Linked DNA regions of Homo sapiens: region 2 is linked to region 1. The links are chromatin loops, found by intact Hi-C in ENCODE. Cell type or tissue: ovary. All regions are shown on one strand. Each heading gives the region's core, and the rest is flanking DNA. Links, peaks and the distances in the headings are about the cores only. Region 1 has its middle 22 kb from the start of TIAM1-AS1. Region 2 overlaps TIAM1 (TIAM Rac1 associated GEF 1).

Evidence for each region. A loop is a pair of places that touch in the nucleus more often than their neighbours do. Peaks named below come from ENCODE experiments on the same cell type or tissue, not always from the same donor. Only the 100,000 strongest peaks of a DNase experiment are listed, where the experiment ranks them.
Region 2: a loop joins it to region 1, with 3 times the contacts of the local background. A loop is called at or near these places in 93 of 110 quality-filtered maps.

The regions. Positions count from the first base shown.
Region 1 is chr21:31,577,438-31,585,774 of GRCh38, forward strand. No RefSeq gene overlaps it. Among named protein-coding and RNA genes, the nearest start is that of TIAM1-AS1, 22 kb to the left of the region's middle. RefSeq lists enhancers at 5,964-6,748, 6,749-7,533. In ovary, for the core only: no CTCF peak of the experiment used is centred there; a DNase peak (open chromatin) is centred at 3,554.
Region 2 is chr21:31,190,505-31,198,841 of GRCh38, forward strand. It overlaps TIAM1 (TIAM Rac1 associated GEF 1), which reads right to left. Exons shown (of 28, transcript NM_001353694.2): 13 at 4,720-4,801. Among named protein-coding and RNA genes, the nearest start is that of TIAM1, 150 kb to the right of the region's middle. In ovary, for the core only: no CTCF peak of the experiment used is centred there; no DNase peak of the experiment used is centred there.

The sequences.
Region 1 (8,337 bases), core at 211-8,210:
CCCTGAATGCCCACATGCAAATTAGGGAATGTTGCAATGCCCAGAGCAGAGTTATAACATCCAGCTGTACTACAACAGCAGTTTTACATAAATGGCCATCCTCTAAACTGTGGACATTTGATAAAGTATGTGGGCTCTTCTCATAATTAAAAGCCCAAAAGGGAACCAAGGAAACACAGAGAACATTATTCTAGTGACTTATAAAACTGGGCTGGAGAAAATCTCCTATGTCTAGAGGTGGAAGAGAAAGGATAAAAAAGGAGAAGGAGTAGAACAGAAAATGCAAATGAGAAAAAGAGATGGCGGTGGAAAGAAGGGCTGCAGTAGAAGACAGGAGAGAATAGAGCAAGCAGAGGCAGGAAGCCAAGTACGAAAAGGAGGAGAGGAGTGGGGAGTGTTTAGATCAAGACTCTTCTCTTGGCTGGGCGCAGTGGCTCACACCTGTAATCCCAGCACTTTGGGCGGCCGAGGCGGGCGGATCACCTGAGGTCAGGAGTTCGAGACTAGCCTGGCCAACATGGTGAAACCCCATCTCTACTAAAAATACAAAGATTAGCTGGGCATGGTGGCACACACCTGTAGTGCCAGCTATTTGGGGAGGCTGAGGCAGGAGAATCGCTTGAACCTGGGAGGCGGAGGTTGCGGTGAGCCAAGATCGTGCCACTGCAGTCCAGCGTGGGTAACAGAGGGAGACTCCATCTCAGAAAAAAAAAAAAGCCAGGCAAGGTGGCTTTTGCCTGTAATCCCAGCACTTTGGGAGGCCAAGACAGGTGGATCACGTGAGGTCAGGAGTTCGAGACTAGCCTGGCCAACATGGTGAAACCCCATCTCTACTAAAAACGCAAAGATTAGCTGGGCATGGTGGTGCACACCTGTCGTCCCAGCTACTTGGGGAGGCTGAGGCAGGAGAATTGCTTGAACCTGGGAGGCAGAGGTTGCAGTGAGCCAAGATCGCACCACTGCACTCCAGCCTGGGCAACAGACAGAGACTCCATCTTAGAAAAAAAATAAAAATAAAAAATAAGGCCAGGCAAGGTGGCTTACGCCTGTAATCCCAGCACTTTGGGAGGCCAAGGCATGTGGATCACGAGGTCAGGAGTTCAAGACCAGCCTGGCCAACATGGTGAAACTCCGTCTCTACTAAAAATACAAAAATTAGCCAGGTGTGGTGGCGGATGCTGTTAATCTCAGCTATTCGGGAGGCTGAGACAGGAGAATCGCTTGAACCCAGGAGGCGGAGGTTGCAGTGAGTCGAGATCGCACCATTGCACTCCAGCCTGGGCAACAAGAGTGAAACTCCATCTCAAGACCCTTCTCTTCTCTGGACCTCCATTTCCTCCTCTGGGGCATCCATAGGCAGAGCCAACTACATAATTTGCAGGGCCTGATACAAAATCGAAACGTGGAGCCCTTTGTTCAAAATGTACTCAAAATTTGGAGGCAGCAGCAGCACAGCATTAAACCAACTGTGGGGACCTGTGCAACCATGGAGGTCACATGCCCATGAAGCTGGCTCTAATAAATTAGATCAGGATTTTCAGAAGGTGTTCTGTAAACTCCAGATATTCCAAAAACAAAAGATTCCTTATTCTCATCTCTAGGAAGTGGGGCACATTTCCCCATCCCTTCATTGAAGATTCAAAATGCGCGTGAACTGCTCCAGAAAGCCCTGCTTGAAAGCAAGAAACGTGTGTGCCTTCATTTCAACCAGTTTCTCAAATGTATTTGACCATAGCAACATTTTTTCCCCAATTCTCCATATTAATACCCCATATAACCCATTTTGCAAAATGCTTGAAGTCGATGGTCTTGAGGTCCCTGGAGCTAGAAAAGGCATTAGCAGTCACCCACAGCAGCCCCTCCTGCCCTGAGATTGGATGCTCACAAATCTGCTCTTCTTGGCCTTGATGATGACAGTGGTCTCTTTCTTCCAGATTTGATGAGTGTGGGGCATGGGAGGAGATTACTGGGGTTGCAAAACCTGCAGCAGGTTCTCAAAGATGACATATCAACTCCCCTAAATGCCCCTCCACTCAGGCACCATGAAAGCCTTTGTTTTAATACACTCAAAATGTTGCCTCTTCACGGCCGGGCACAGTGGCTTATGCCTATAATCCCAGCACTTCGGGAGGCTAAGGCGGGTGGATCATGAGGTCAAGAGATCGAGACCATCCTGACCAACATAGTGAAACCCTGTCTCTACTAAAAATACAAAAAAAAAATCAGCTGGGCGTGGTGGTGCATGCCTGTAGTCCCAGCTACTCAGGAGGCTGAGGCAGGAGAATCACTTAAACCCGGGAGGCAGAGGTTGCAGTGAGCCGAGATCACGCCACTGCACTCCAGCCTGGGTTACAGAGTTAGACTCCGTCTCAAAAAAAAAAAAAAAAAAAAAAAGTTACCTCTTCACTAATTTCTAATCTCCCCAGAAAATTTGTAAGGGGGTTTTGATACCATATGTAGGACAGGAATAAATACAATGTTTATAGAACTCTTGCATCTCAGATCATTGTATTCAATTCAAAGTGTGTAATTTTATTTGGGGAGGATTTATGCTGAGAACTATCAGTATCCCAGCGCCTTTGATCAGGAACCCAGGAACTCCTAAAGTGTAGACCATTATCCCCTATAGAGATTAGTTAACTTTCAATCTGGGTAAGAAGAATAAAGTTTTTTTGCAAAAGAAAGCCCAAATGCCATCTTTTTCCTTCTCCATAAACACTAGGATAAGAAGAGACTTATAAGTAGAAGCTTGAGGTTGAATCTCATCTCTATCTTTGTTGCACTGAACTAATCACTACATCCCCTCTCTGCCTTTGTTTTCTCATCTGTAAAGTGGGAATAATAATAGTAGCAAAGATTCTTCTAGCAATAAGATAAATGCATGAGAAAGCTGTCTAAAAATTGAACTGTAGCAAGCATGGCTAAAGCACTTCTTACCTATTACAAATGTCTAGAGCCAAATTTCCACAGTACGGCATGGACAGATGATTTTAAAATCAGAAAGAAAAAAACAGTTATAAAAATACTTAGTGAGATTTGGCCAGGCATGGTGGCTCACACCTGTAATCCCAGCACTCTGGGAGGCCAAGGCGGGCAGATCACGACGTCAGGAGATCCAGACCATCCTGGCCAACATGGTGAAACCCCGTCTCTACTAAAAATGCGAAAATTAGCCAGGTGTGGTGGCAAATGCCTGTAATCCCAGCTACTTGGGAGGCTGAGGCAGGAGAATCGCTTGAACCCAGAGGCGGAGGTTGCAGTGAGCTGAGATCGTGCCACTGCACTCCAGCCTGGGTGACAGAGCGAGACTCCGTCTCAAAAAATAAATAAATAAATAAAAATAAATACTTAGTGAGAGTCTCCCTCACTGGTCACTTTGCTTGGGGGTTCAAATTATAACCCAAAGCTATGGAATATGCTTACTTGGGAGATTCTTACAGCTCCTATACATGAATCTTTTTGAAACATATCAAGGGTCCTTAGAAATCTGATCTGGTGTGACTCTCAGAGCACTCTGATGACACCTGCTGGCTAGGCATGGTGTGACAAGTGTGTTCTAGTCTGGACAGACGGAGATGGTCTGGAACCCCTGAGTGGAGTACCTGGGAAGCTGAGGCTGGAGAGAAATCCTGACCTTCAATCTTGCTGTGCAAAGTGTGGTCCTAGGGCCTGCAGTATCGGGATCACTAGGAGCTTGTAAATGTGGGATCAGACTCTACATTTTTTTTTTTAGAGACCGGGTCTTGCTGTGTTACCCAGGCTGGTCTCAAACTCCTAAGCTCAAGCAATCCTCCTGCCTCAGCCTCCTGAGTTGCTGGGAATACAGGCACTGGCTCAGACTCTACATTTTCATGAGATCCTCCAAGTGATTCGTGTGTGCTTTAGCGTGAAAGAAACATGTTCTAGTGTTCTAGAGGACTTAATCTAGTGACTAAGCGTCTATGTCAAAGAAAAAAATTTTTTCTTTTTTTGAGACAAGAATCTCACTCTGTCACCCAGACGGTAGTGTTATTGTGTCATCCCAGTTCACTACAACCTCCACCTCCCAGGCTCAAGCGATCTGCCCACCTCAGCCTACCAAGTAGCTGGGACCACAGGCACGAGCCACCACGCCTGGCTAATTTTTGTATTTTTTGTAGAGACAAGGTTTCACCATGTTACCCAGACTGGTCTTGAACTCCTGAGCTCAAGCAATCCACCCACATCAGCCTCCTGAAGTGCTGGGATTACAGGCATGAGCCATTGTGCCTGGCTGAAAAAAAAATTTTAGCTCCACATAGGGCTAGCAACTCACAGAAAGCTTGGCACTTCTGCTGTTTCTGGTCCAAGCCTTTCGTTACACCAGTGCATAAACAGGCCCATTGCCCCACAACAGTTTTTCTTATTTTCATTTTTATCCTGTTTTCTACTTATTCTGTTGAAGACATTTTTCCTCCCAGAGGAATATTCCTACAATTCTGTAACAAAATGATAGGAAAACAGGATTCCCATTACAGAAAATTTGCTTTAAGATCGTATTTTTCAAAATACAAAGGTTTCTTAGAAGTGTTTTTGTGCTTTTTTTAAATGTTCTGTGTACTGGTCATACCTACAAATAACAAATAATAATAATAGCACGGCCAGGCGCAGTGGCTCACTCCTGTAATCCTAACACTTTGGGAGGCCGAGGCAGGTGGATCACGAAGTCAGGAGTTTGAGACCAGCCTGGCCAACAGTGAAACCCCATCTCTACTAAAAATACAAAAATTAGTTGGGCATGGTGGCACGCACCTGTAGTCCCAGCTACTCAGGAGGCTGAGGCAAGAGAATCACTTGAACCCGGGAGGCGGAGGTTGCAGTGAGCTGAATTTGCACCACTGTACTCCTGTCTGGGCCACAGAGCGAGAATCCATCTCAATAATAATAATAACAATAACAATAATAATAATAACAGCACAAGGGAAGCAGGACTGGTGCTCTCCCCACAAACACCTGATACATTCATTTCTGTTGCCTTGTTTGTAATAGAAATAGAGTCTAGGTAATATAAGCAAAAAAGAAATAAACAAAGGAAATGTATTAGATGGATATGGTGGTGGCTTATAGAAAAACAGTACAAGCTGAACAACGACATCTCACAAAGGACAGGAAACGGTATTAGGTGTCCAGGAAGCTGGTGTTTCCAGGGCAACACCTTTGGGACAATTGTTTTCAGCCCTGCCTGTGTCACTGATCAGTATACAAATTCTGGGGATAGAGAGTCTGTTAGGCCTCACTTGGTTCATGTCCAGCCTTTGGATAAAGAAGGGCAGGACATTCTGATTTCAGGACTCCCCAAAAGTGTATCTGCGGAGGAAGGCAGGGTTGAGCATCCATTCTGGTTGGTTGAATGTGGTCATGCCCAAGCATTCCAGTTGTTGCAGATTTTGACTATCACCCTGAGAGAGGGGTAAATCCCCAGAGGTGAGGTTTTCAACGGGGTGTGGTAGCTCACGCCTGTAATCCCGGCATTTTGGGAGACTGAGGTGGGCGGATCACCTGAGACCAGCCTGGCCAACATGGTGAAGCACTGTCTCTACTACAAAATACAAAAATTAGCCAGATGCGGTGGTGGGCACCTGTAATCCCAGCTACTTGGGAGGCTGAGGCAGGAGAATCGCTTGAGCCTGGGAGGTGGGGGTTGCAGTGAGCCAAGATCATGCCACTGCACTCCAGCCTGGGCGACAGAGTGAAAATCTATTTAAAAAAAAAAAGAAAGAAAAAGAAAATTGATGTTTTCAAGCTGAAAAGAAGAAAAGGTTAATAGGCAGGTGAAACCATGCCTCTGTATTGTGAGATACATATCCCCCATAGTATTGACTGGTAAGAATATTTATAGCCTATTTACTCTAAAGCCCATGTATTATTATTATTCCAAACCCATTGATTATTATTATTCCAAAACATATCTATTTTTAACTGTTTAAGCACATTATTGGAACATGCACTGAGAGCTTGATGGTCTTTGATTCTTCAAGGCAAATCAACTTTCTACCACGTCATCGGAATAAAACAGAAATTAAACAGTTGAAAGGGCCTCTACTCCCCCAAGACCTCTGGTGTCCACCCCCATCTAATATTCTTATGTATTCATAGGCGATGTTAAATAAATGGCAAGAATCTCCTATTTCTTTTTTACATAAGAAGAAAGACTGCATAGCTATGAAAAATACACTCTGTCACCAGAGCCACGCAAGAGATCTTTAGAGGAATAAATAGCCGCAGTCTCATAGCAACATTCAGATGAACAATGCTGAGAGCTGAAAGATGTTCTTCGGTTAGAAATTCATGCCTACAAAAGAATACCATCCACGAAGTTCCTCACTGTTAATTACAGATAGTAAAGCCAGTCCACAGGCAATGGAAATGAGGGTCCATCATGCAGCCGGCTTCTTGGGAAGGACTGACCAATATCCTCAGAAAGCTAAAATGAATGAATATGCTTTTTTTTTTTTTTTTTTTTTTTTATTGATCATTCTTGGGTGTTTCTCGCAGAGGGGGATTTGGCAGGGTCATAGGACAATAGTGGAGGGAAGGTCAGCAGATAAAACAAGTGAACAAAGGTCTCTGGTTTTCCTAGGCAGAGGACCCTGCGGCGTTCCGCAGTGTTTGTGTCCCTGGGTACTTGAGATTAGGGAGTGGTGATGACTCTTAACGAGCATGCTGCCTTCAAGCATCTGTTTAACAAAGCACATCTTGCACCGCCCTTAATCCATTTAACCCTGAGTGAACACAGCACATGTTTCAGATAGCACAGGGTTGGGGGTAAGGTCACAGATCAACAGGATCGCAAGGCAGAAGAATTTTTCTTAGTACAGAACAAGATGAAAAGTCTCCCATGTCTACTTCCTTCTACACAGACACGGCAACCATCCGATTTCTCAATCTTCTCCCCACCTTTCCCCCCCTTTCCATTCCACAAAACCGCCATTATCATCATGGCCTTTTTTTTTTTTTTTTTTTGAGACAAGGTCTCTCTCTGACCCCCAGGCTGGAGTGCAGTGGCACGATCTCGGCCCACTGCAACCTCCACCTCCTAGGTTTCAGCAATTCTCCTGCCTCAGCCTCCCAAGTAGCTAGGATTACAAGTGCCTGCCACCACGTCTGGCTAATTTTTGTTTTTTTAGTAGAGACGGGTTTCACCATGTTGGCCAGGTTGGTCTCGAACTCCTGACCTCAGGCGATGCGCCCATGTTGGCCTCCCAAAGTGCTGGGATTACAGGCATGAGCCACTGCACCCAGCCAAATCTGCATATTATAGAGAGGTCTCAGTAACCAGACCCGTAACCTCACAGAGGCTTCTTAAGTGTTTTCTTTTATATTCTGTGCCCTGGTCACACCTACAAATAACAAATAATAATGATAACAGCACAAGGGAAACGAGGATGGTTTCCCTCTCCTACTTGCTACAGACCTACCTCCACAAATAGAGCTGATACATTCGTGGAGCCTATTTGAAGGCTTACTTCTCTGCTTAAAAACTCTTCCATAAAGTAAAATATCGACTTTTGTACTCTCTGGGGGATCTGGCATCCATGGCCCAAGTAGTTAGTAAATGCACATTTTTTCTTTTTTTCTTTTTCTTTTCTTTTTTTTGAGACAGAGTTTCGCTCTTGTTGCCCAGGCTGGAGTGCAATGGTGCTGTCTCTGCTCACTGCAACCCTGCCTCCCAGGTTCAAATGAGTCTCCTGCCTCAGCCTCTCAAGTAGCTGGGGATTACAGGTGCCCACCACCATGCCCGACTCATTTTTGTATTTTTAGTAGAGACAGGGTTTCACTTCGTTGGTCAGGCTGTTCTCAAACTCCTGACTTCAGGTGATCCACCCACCTCGGCCTCCCAAAGAGCTGGGATTACAGTGTGAGCCATCAAGTCCGGACTATCCTCATATGTTTTAATAAGAAGCTAATGTTTTCCCCCAGATTCTGGAGACACAGTGACCCTCTAGGAAGCGGTGGCAGGTATACAGCCATGGTTACCTGACTGAGACAGCTCAGGACAGAGCAATGGAACTGGAGTCCCCTCCTGGCTTTGTCATCTTGTTCCAGAGTGGGCTAGCCCAGGAACCTGACTTCACTGCACCTCAGTTTCCCCATTTAGACAATTAAGTGGCAGATTTCTGTTCACTCCTAATGCAGCTCTAAAAGCCTGCCTTTCTAGTTATCTTCTAGGGGTAGAAAAGAGAGTCAGAAGAGGCCGGGCACAGTGACTCATGTCTGTAATCCCAGCACTTTGGGAGGCTGAGGTGGGCTGATCACTTGAGGTCAGGAATTTGAGACCAGCCTGACCAGCATGGTAAAACCCCATCTCTACTAAAAATG
Region 2 (8,337 bases), core at 221-8,220, 390 kb before region 1:
CAAAACTAGAGTCCAGGATACAATGAAAATTCAGATAACAAGCACAGGCACCTATAACATGAGGAGAACACACGACTAAAAAATATAATAGTACTAGAAGTACCCAGAGAAAAGGAACATTAAGTTGCTGAAATGACGCATCCTTCTACTTCAAGGCAGCCGAGGGTCTCATGCTTAGTCTAAGTATCATGTAACTGGATATGTGAACTAATTTCAACAGTAAAGTGTGGGAGTGAGCTGAGGGCTGAGATGGAGAGAGAGGCAAGAGAGAGAAATTAAGTAAATGTTCCCGCTTTAAGTGTGTTCAGTCAGTTGGATTATTAAATTATATTCTCCTCCCTAAAGTGTTCTAAAATAGAAAGCAGCATATGATCTGTATTGTGAGGTGTTTCTGTGTTTGTGCCGGCAGCTTTTACTTGTACTGAACTCAGTATCTAACCAGAAGCCACTTAGCTAGGTGTTAATATTAGATACAGATGGGCTGAATTTCGACTCTGCGGTAGCTTTTAATCCAGAGGCAATCAGATCTCTGAGGACTGGGGGAATGTTTCACCTCTTCAATCAATACGCTGCTGGAACATCAAATGCCAAAACCAACCCGAGCACGGAGAAGAAATGATTTAACTGAGCTTATTAGCCATGAGTGGCAGGCTTTTCTTTTCTTTTTTTTTTCTTTGAGACAGAGTCTCACTCTGTCACCAGGCGGGAGTGCAGTGGCACAATCTCAGCTCACTGCAACCTCTGCCTCCCAGGTTCAAGTGATTCTCCTGCCTCCCGAGTACCTGGGACTACAGGTGTGTGTCACCAAGCCCGTCTAATTTTTTTATCTTTAGTAGAGATGGGGTTTCACCATGTTGGCCAGGATGGTCTCAATCTCTTGACCTCATGATCTGCCCACCTCGGCCTCCCAAAATGCTGGGATTACAGGTGTGACCCTCTGTGTCCAGCCTGTGGCAGGGCTTTTCAAAGTGAAGTCAGGGAACAGGTGCCAACTGTTTGCTAATGGCAGTAATGTCAGGACAGAAATCAAGACTAAGCATTGAGAACCTCTTGTAGCTTTGACATTGCCACAACCTCCAAGCATGGGATTTTGTATTTCACAAAAGCAGCAGTGGTCACAAAAGAGTGGAAATTAAAACAAAACAAAATACCTGCTTCTTTACATCGGATGAGTTGGGAAGCACTGTTTGTAACACTCTCAAGACTGACGCCTGGTGCCCTGTCATACCCTCCTCAGGGGGTAAAAGTAAATGGGTTCTGTGAGTAATTCAGTGACTTTAACAAAAAGTATTAAAATGTATACAAACGGTAGCAGTTTCATGCCCAGTTCCAATTTCTGAGTCCCTGAATCACTCAATCTTAGAAGCAGAGTCCAAGAGCTTTGAAATTCAGCCTTCTGAACTTGATCTTTGCTAGTTTATCCTTACTCAACAAAAATTAAGTAAACTGAAGAGAAAAAGAATAATCATTATGGAGCATCTAATTTTGGAGGATCCAGGCACTTCACTGCTACCAATTACAGCTCTAATTACTGAGGTCGGCTTTTTGCTGCATAATAAGCCGCTCATAAACATTTATTCCTTGCCATGAGAAACATTCTCCTGGCTTTATTATGTCTTTAGTTTTAAGGTCAAGAAATAAACAGCATAAAGTTATAACGCAAGTGGCCAGGGTTCAAAACTGGATTCTCTTCATTAGGCCCAAATCCTCTATTGAGTATTCCGAGATGAAGACTGGTGGCCTACAGGGGAAGGTGCAGAAGGAATGTAATATCCCAGTGCTCAGAAAAGAGTTTTAAAGATTTTCAAATGCTAAAAAGCTTAATAACCTGGGCCAGGCACAGTGGCTCATGCCTGTAATCCCAGCACTTTGGGAGGCCGAGGTGGGTGGATCAGTTGAGGTCAGGAGTTCAAGACCACCCTGGCCAACACGGTGAAACCCGTCTCTTCTAAAAGTACAAAAATTAGCCAGGCATGGTGGCACACGCCTGTAATCCCAGCTACTTGGGAAGCAGGAGAATCACTTGAACCTGGGAGGCAGAGGTTGGAGTGAGCTGAGATCGCGCCACTGCACTTCAGCCTGGGCGACAGAGGGAAACTGTGTCTTAAAAAAAAAAAAGACAGCTTAATAACTTGATTCAGAGAGAAATCTTAAGCGAGCATATGAGGTAGTCTTTATGTCTTTCCACCGGGAACTTTGTTCTCCTTCTACCAAACAGTAGAATCACACTTCAGTGCTCCCTCGTAGGTAGGTATGGCTGTGTGACTTGCTTTGGCCAATGAATTGGGAGTGGGACAACACCTGCTTTCCCATCTCCCCTTCCCCCTCTGCAGAGTGACAAGCACTGTCCCAGGTGGCAGCTGCTCCAGACCTGGGTGTGGAATGAGGACAACGTATGGAGTCCCAGCCAACCCACAAGGGACGCGTGGTGAATGTGAGAAATAAATGTCACTGTTTCGAGCCACCGGGCTTTGGTGGCTGTCTGTTACCTCAGCTAACCTCGCCACTCCTGACTGATACAGCACAGCATGGATTTTCCTCACTTAATTTACTCAGGCACCAACTCTGTTACTATTCAAGCCATACAGTGTAATGCTAAGTAAAGAAGACTGGTCTTAAACATATGGAAAGGAATATATATTTAACTCCGCCAGAATGTAGACAACCGCATAGGAAAGCGTTAACACAGCAGGCATGACTGCTATTCTTCGAAAGGCCCGCTTACAAATTTGAACCTTGGCTGGTATCCTGAGAACTTGGATTTTGGGAGGGTTCCCAACACCCTGAGTGGCTCACAGTGCCTAAACTGTGGTACAAACAATGGGATTTATGGTGAACGCCTACTTTCCTCCTGGGAGTCTGGAATTTTGGTGCATGCTAGGCAGAGGGTGCCTAGGGAACCAGCCTCCCCAGAAAAGCCCTGGGCACTGACTCTCTAACCACCTTCCCTAGGAGAGAGCATTTCTCAGGTGTCCTCACAACTTGGTGCTGCAGGAGTTATCCTCATTCTACGTGACTCCACTGAAACAGGGCCCGCTGAAGCTCACACCTGGTTTCCCCTAGACTTCACTCCATGCGCCTTTTCCCTTTGCTGATTTTGCTTTGTGTTGATACAGGAGTTAAGATGAAATGATTTAGGCAGAGAGCGAGGAGAAGAAAATCCTCAGTAACATTTTCCTTTTAATGAAAAGCAACCCCCAAATAATTTTTTTTTGTAACAAAAAGCAGCCTGTAAAATCAAGCTGCACACACAGACAAGCAAGCTGGAAGCTTACACCGGTGAGTGCCGGCAGTGTGAATCGGGAAAAGCTAGCTGGGACTAAGCATGTTCAAAATGGCGGCTCCATCCTCTCTTCTCTTTGTCAGCCATGCGTACAGTAAGAAGCAGTGAACATGGCCCCCGCCAGGCAAAGACTCCATTTGCATAATAAAGATTAGGATAGGGCAGCCAGCTTCCATGCGTGCTGTGTAGACCTCACACCTGGTCCAAACAATCTGTGGGCCTTATGTAAATCAGACACCGCCTCCTCAAGCCTGGCTATACAAATCCAGTGCATTCCGCCGCTGGCCGGAAGACCCACTCGGGCACCCCTCTCTCTCTGCAGGAGAGAGAGCTATTCTCCTTTCTCTTTTTTTTTGCCTGTTAAACCTCTACTCCTAAACCCACTTCTTGTGTGTCCGCATCCTCGATTCCCTTGGCATGAGACAACGAACCGTGGGTATTTACCCAAGACAACGAAGCCGCTTCAGTATAATTTGCTATTAAAAAAATCATAGTTGTGAGTATGACCAGAGGCTGAGCTCTGTGGGTCTTCCTAGTGAATCAGCAAACCTAGGGATGGTCTTGGGGACCCCCCTACACACCACCAAAATAGTTCCTTTAACATTATTTGTATGGGAAGGGAGGATAATGTAGGATAATGGCTTACTTATTTTGAGATTTCTCAAAATTTATAGTTTTCGGGAGGGGGTGTAAAAGAATAATTCCTACATTACTAAGGTACATCATAGTATATGTTAAACAAAAATTATGGGAGGTCATTGTTGTGAACTGAGTTCCTGCATTATGCCCGAAAGGCCAGATCAAATAAAAATGGAATCACTCATGCTGGATGCCACATAATCAAACTAAAACTTTCAGGAAGCAAGTAGATCCCCAAACAGACCAGTTTTTCCTGAAAACATGAGATTCCGGTCTACCTGAGTCAACAAAATAAGTAGGTCCCCTCTGCTTTAACCCTTACAAAAAAGTAACCTGAAGTAAGCTAAGTTAAACAATCAGTTTTCTTCTTCCACTGTTCTGTTTCCTTGTCGCCAACTTACAAACATCACTGTTCTGCCACTGCCCAGAGGGAGCTCTCATTCTATTTTGTAGAATGGAGGCTATCCCATGCATGAATCACAAATAAAAGCCAGTCAGATTTATAACTAAACTTGTTGTAATTTTATCTTTTGACATATAAAATAAGCTACCCACTTCCTTTTTAGGACAGTAGAATCCCAGTAATTAAAGTTATGAAATTTAACACCAAAGTCTACATCGTACCCAGAGTAAATATCCCTGTTATTCCCTAGTGTGGCTGCCCTCCACAGAGCAGGAGCCAGATATACTATCTGTTTTAGATAGGACTCAAAGGCATTTTGTTGAACTGTAAATAAATGCATGCTTACATAAGAAATACTTTACCTTAAAACACAAACAAAGAAAAATAAACTTACCGTAAGTATCAGCAGCTGTATCTGACTTCTCAATGTGGATGCTCTGAGTGACTTTTGGACAGATTTCAATTTCTTTGTACAGCTGAAAGTTACAAAGGGGAATCTAATTAGAATTTCATTATAACTAACTTTTAAAAATGGTCATCATTTCATAAATCTATTTTTTCACAATTGATACTTACGTGAATTTGCACTTCACAATCTTATCATTAAACGAAACTCATTAAAAGTAAAAAGTAAAAGTAAAAACTTCCAGCTGTCGTCCTCAAACATAGCCACAGTTTGGTTTCTAAGTAATTCCTCCACATCACTCTGTCTGTCTATTCCTACCCAATGTCTATCACAGACCTGAAAAATAATGCTAAAGTAATGGAGATCTCTAGTTGTGGGGAGAAAAAGTTTATTAAAATCAAGAAGAGGTTATAAAGATCTTGGTATGGAATTCATGGAAATAAGATAAATCTCTATGCTTCCATTCAAAAAGTTCATCATAGTACAAATAAGTAGAGACAAATGATAGCATTGAAACAGAAAACAAATTACGTAAAGGAGGATATTCTTTTTTTTAGCCACTGAACTGTATCGAAATTAGCTAGAAAACTGAAGTACACAAATTAATCAGCCTTCTAAAAGCCCAAGAAAGGAAATAACTTATGACTAAGTCCTCAAAAGCAACTGCAACAAAAATGAAAATGGAAAAGTGGGACCTAATTAAACTAAAGAGCTTCTGCACAGAAAAAGAAACTGTCAATAAACAGACAATCTACAGTATGGGAGAAAATATTTCCAAACTGTGCATCTGACAAAGCTGTAATATCCAGAAACTATAAGGAACTTAAATCAGCAAAAAGTGAATAATCTCATCAAAAAATGGGCAAAAGACATGAACGGGCACTTCTCAAGATAAGACATATATGTGGCCAATAAATATATGAAAAAATGTACACATCGCTAATTATCAGAGAAATGTAAACCAAAACCACAATGAGATACCATCTCACACCAATCAGAATGGCTATTACTAAAAAGTCAAAAAACAACAAATGTTGGTGAGGCTGCAGAGAGAAGGGAATGCTTTTCTTTTCTTTTTTCTTTTTTTTTTTTTTCACACGGAGTGTTGCTCTGTTGCCCAGGCTGGAGTGCAGTGGCGCGATCTCGGCTCACTGCAGCCTCCATCTCCCAGGTTCAAGCAATTCTCCTGCCTCAGCCTCCTGAGTAGCTGGGATTACAGGCGTTTGCTACCACATCTGGCTAATTTTTTTTTTTTTTGTATTTTTAGTGGAGATGGGGTTTTGCCATGTTGGACAGGCTGGTCTCAAACTCTGACCTCAAATGATCCGCCCACCTCAGCCTCCCAAAGTGCAGGAATTACAGGCATGAGCCACCATGCCCGGCTGAGAAGGAAACACTTATACACTGTTGTTGGGAATGTAAATTAGTTCAGCCACTGTGGAAAGCAGTTTGGAGACTTCTCAAAGAACTTAGAACTACCGCTTGACGCAGCAATCCCATTACTTGGTATACATCCAAAAGAAAATAAATCATTCTACCAAAAAGACACGTGCACTGTATGTTCATTGCAGCACTATTCACAATAGCAAAGATGTGGAATCAATCTATATGCCCATCCAGGGTGGATTGGATAAAGAAAATGTGGTACATGTATACCACAGAATACTATGTAGCCATGAAAAAGAACAAAATCATGTTCTTTACAGCAACATGGATGCAGCTGGAAGCCATTATCCTACGTGAATTAACACAGGAACAGAAAACCAAATACCTTCTCACTTACAACTAGGGGCTAAACAATGAGTACTCATGGACATAAAAATGGCAACAATAGATACTGGGGACTACCAGAGGGGGAAGGCAGGAGGAGGACAAGGGTTGTGAGACTAACTGCTGGGCACTAGGCTTACTACCTAGGTGACAGGATCAACAGTACCCTAAACCTCAGCATCATGCGATATACTCAGGTAACAAACCTGCACATGTGCCCCTTGAATCTAAAATAAGAGTTAAAATTATTTAAAAAATTTTTTAAACAAAAAAGGCTGGAAAAAGAGCTTTGTACAAAGTCAAGATAAGAATGATGCAGAGTTCACACATCATAAATGTTGTTTAAATTAATCAATATTTCATTTTCTTTTTTCTTTTTTTTTTTTTTGAGACGGAGTCTCGCTCTGTCGCCCAGGCTGGAGTGCAGCGGTGTGATCTCGGCTCACTGCAAGTTCCGCCTCCCAGGTTCACGCCATTGTCCTGCCTCAGCCTACCGAGTAGCTGGGACTACAGGCGCCCGCCACCGCGCCCGGCTTTTTTTTTTTTTTTGTATTTTTAGTAGAGACAGGGTTTCACCATAGTCTCGATCTCCTGACCTCGTGATCCGCCCGCCTCAGCCTCCCAAAGTGCTGGGATTACAGGCGTGAGCCACCGCGCCCAGCCGGATATTTCGTTTTCTTATGTCAAGATCTATCATCAAGACAATAACTTACAGAGTTCTGACCATGTGTCACGCCTCTCACGCTAACTCCATGAGACAAGCGTGATGTCCATTTTACAAATAAAGGCAAGAGCCTAAAGAGAAAGTACTTTCCTAAATTCAGAAGACCAGTTCATACACAGCTGGGATTATGAACCCAGGTCTCACTGGCTCTAGAGCCGCATTCTTTCCACTACACTACGATGCCTCCCAGATCAGCCTTCACTGGAACACAGGGTATGAACGCAAAGGGAACCTACCCTCTTAGGTCAGTCAAAGGTTCAAATCCAAAATTTATAATAAAAACTCACAAACAAATAGATGTGTCAAATGCTCATATAGATTTTTAAAATTATTACTCTATCTTAAAATGAAAACCAATTTTGAGCCAAGGTCAATAACAAAAAACGTGGCCGTTAGCACTAAAGAGAAGTCTTGATGATTATCTAAACTTGCCCGTATCCCTGACCACACAGCCATTCGTCCAGAAACGATTTTATTCAGGCAGGTAGAAAAGAGTGGCCAGTTTCTTCTCTTTATTTGCTTGGGGCATTTGAAAGGTCAGCATAATACTTGTGACTCAGGAGCCTGAGAAAGCGTTTGCTATAATAGAATGCCAAGGAGTGTGGGGGATAGGAACGTGGACAGGACAGCTTGGATCCTTTTAAACACCTCAATTTAATGCAATTTCCACCAAATGCAACGTGTCAAGGGCATGACTGAATGTGGTTTCAGTGTTATACTTTAGAAATGTTTCATACTGATACATTTACAAATGAGAAGAAATCAGTTATACTACTTTTTCATTCAGAAAATAGCCACCAAAACTCTAAATACTAAATTCAATAAGGTTTACAATGTATAACCTAACACCACAAAATGCTCAAGGAAATGTTATCAACTACGTTCACTTCAACTTATCAGGAGCCTTACTTTTATTTTTTAAAACTTTAAGAGCCAAACCCTTCCTCCAGGTGGCAGTATATAACTGTTTGTTTTAATCATTTCCACAGGATCTAGTGGGACTAGAGCTTTGTGCATAATCTTTCCTATATTTTCATAATACTACTTCCTAGTTTTCTTTGAAATTAGTGTGAATATCACTGTGTCTTTTGCTGGTCTCAGACAACAACTCA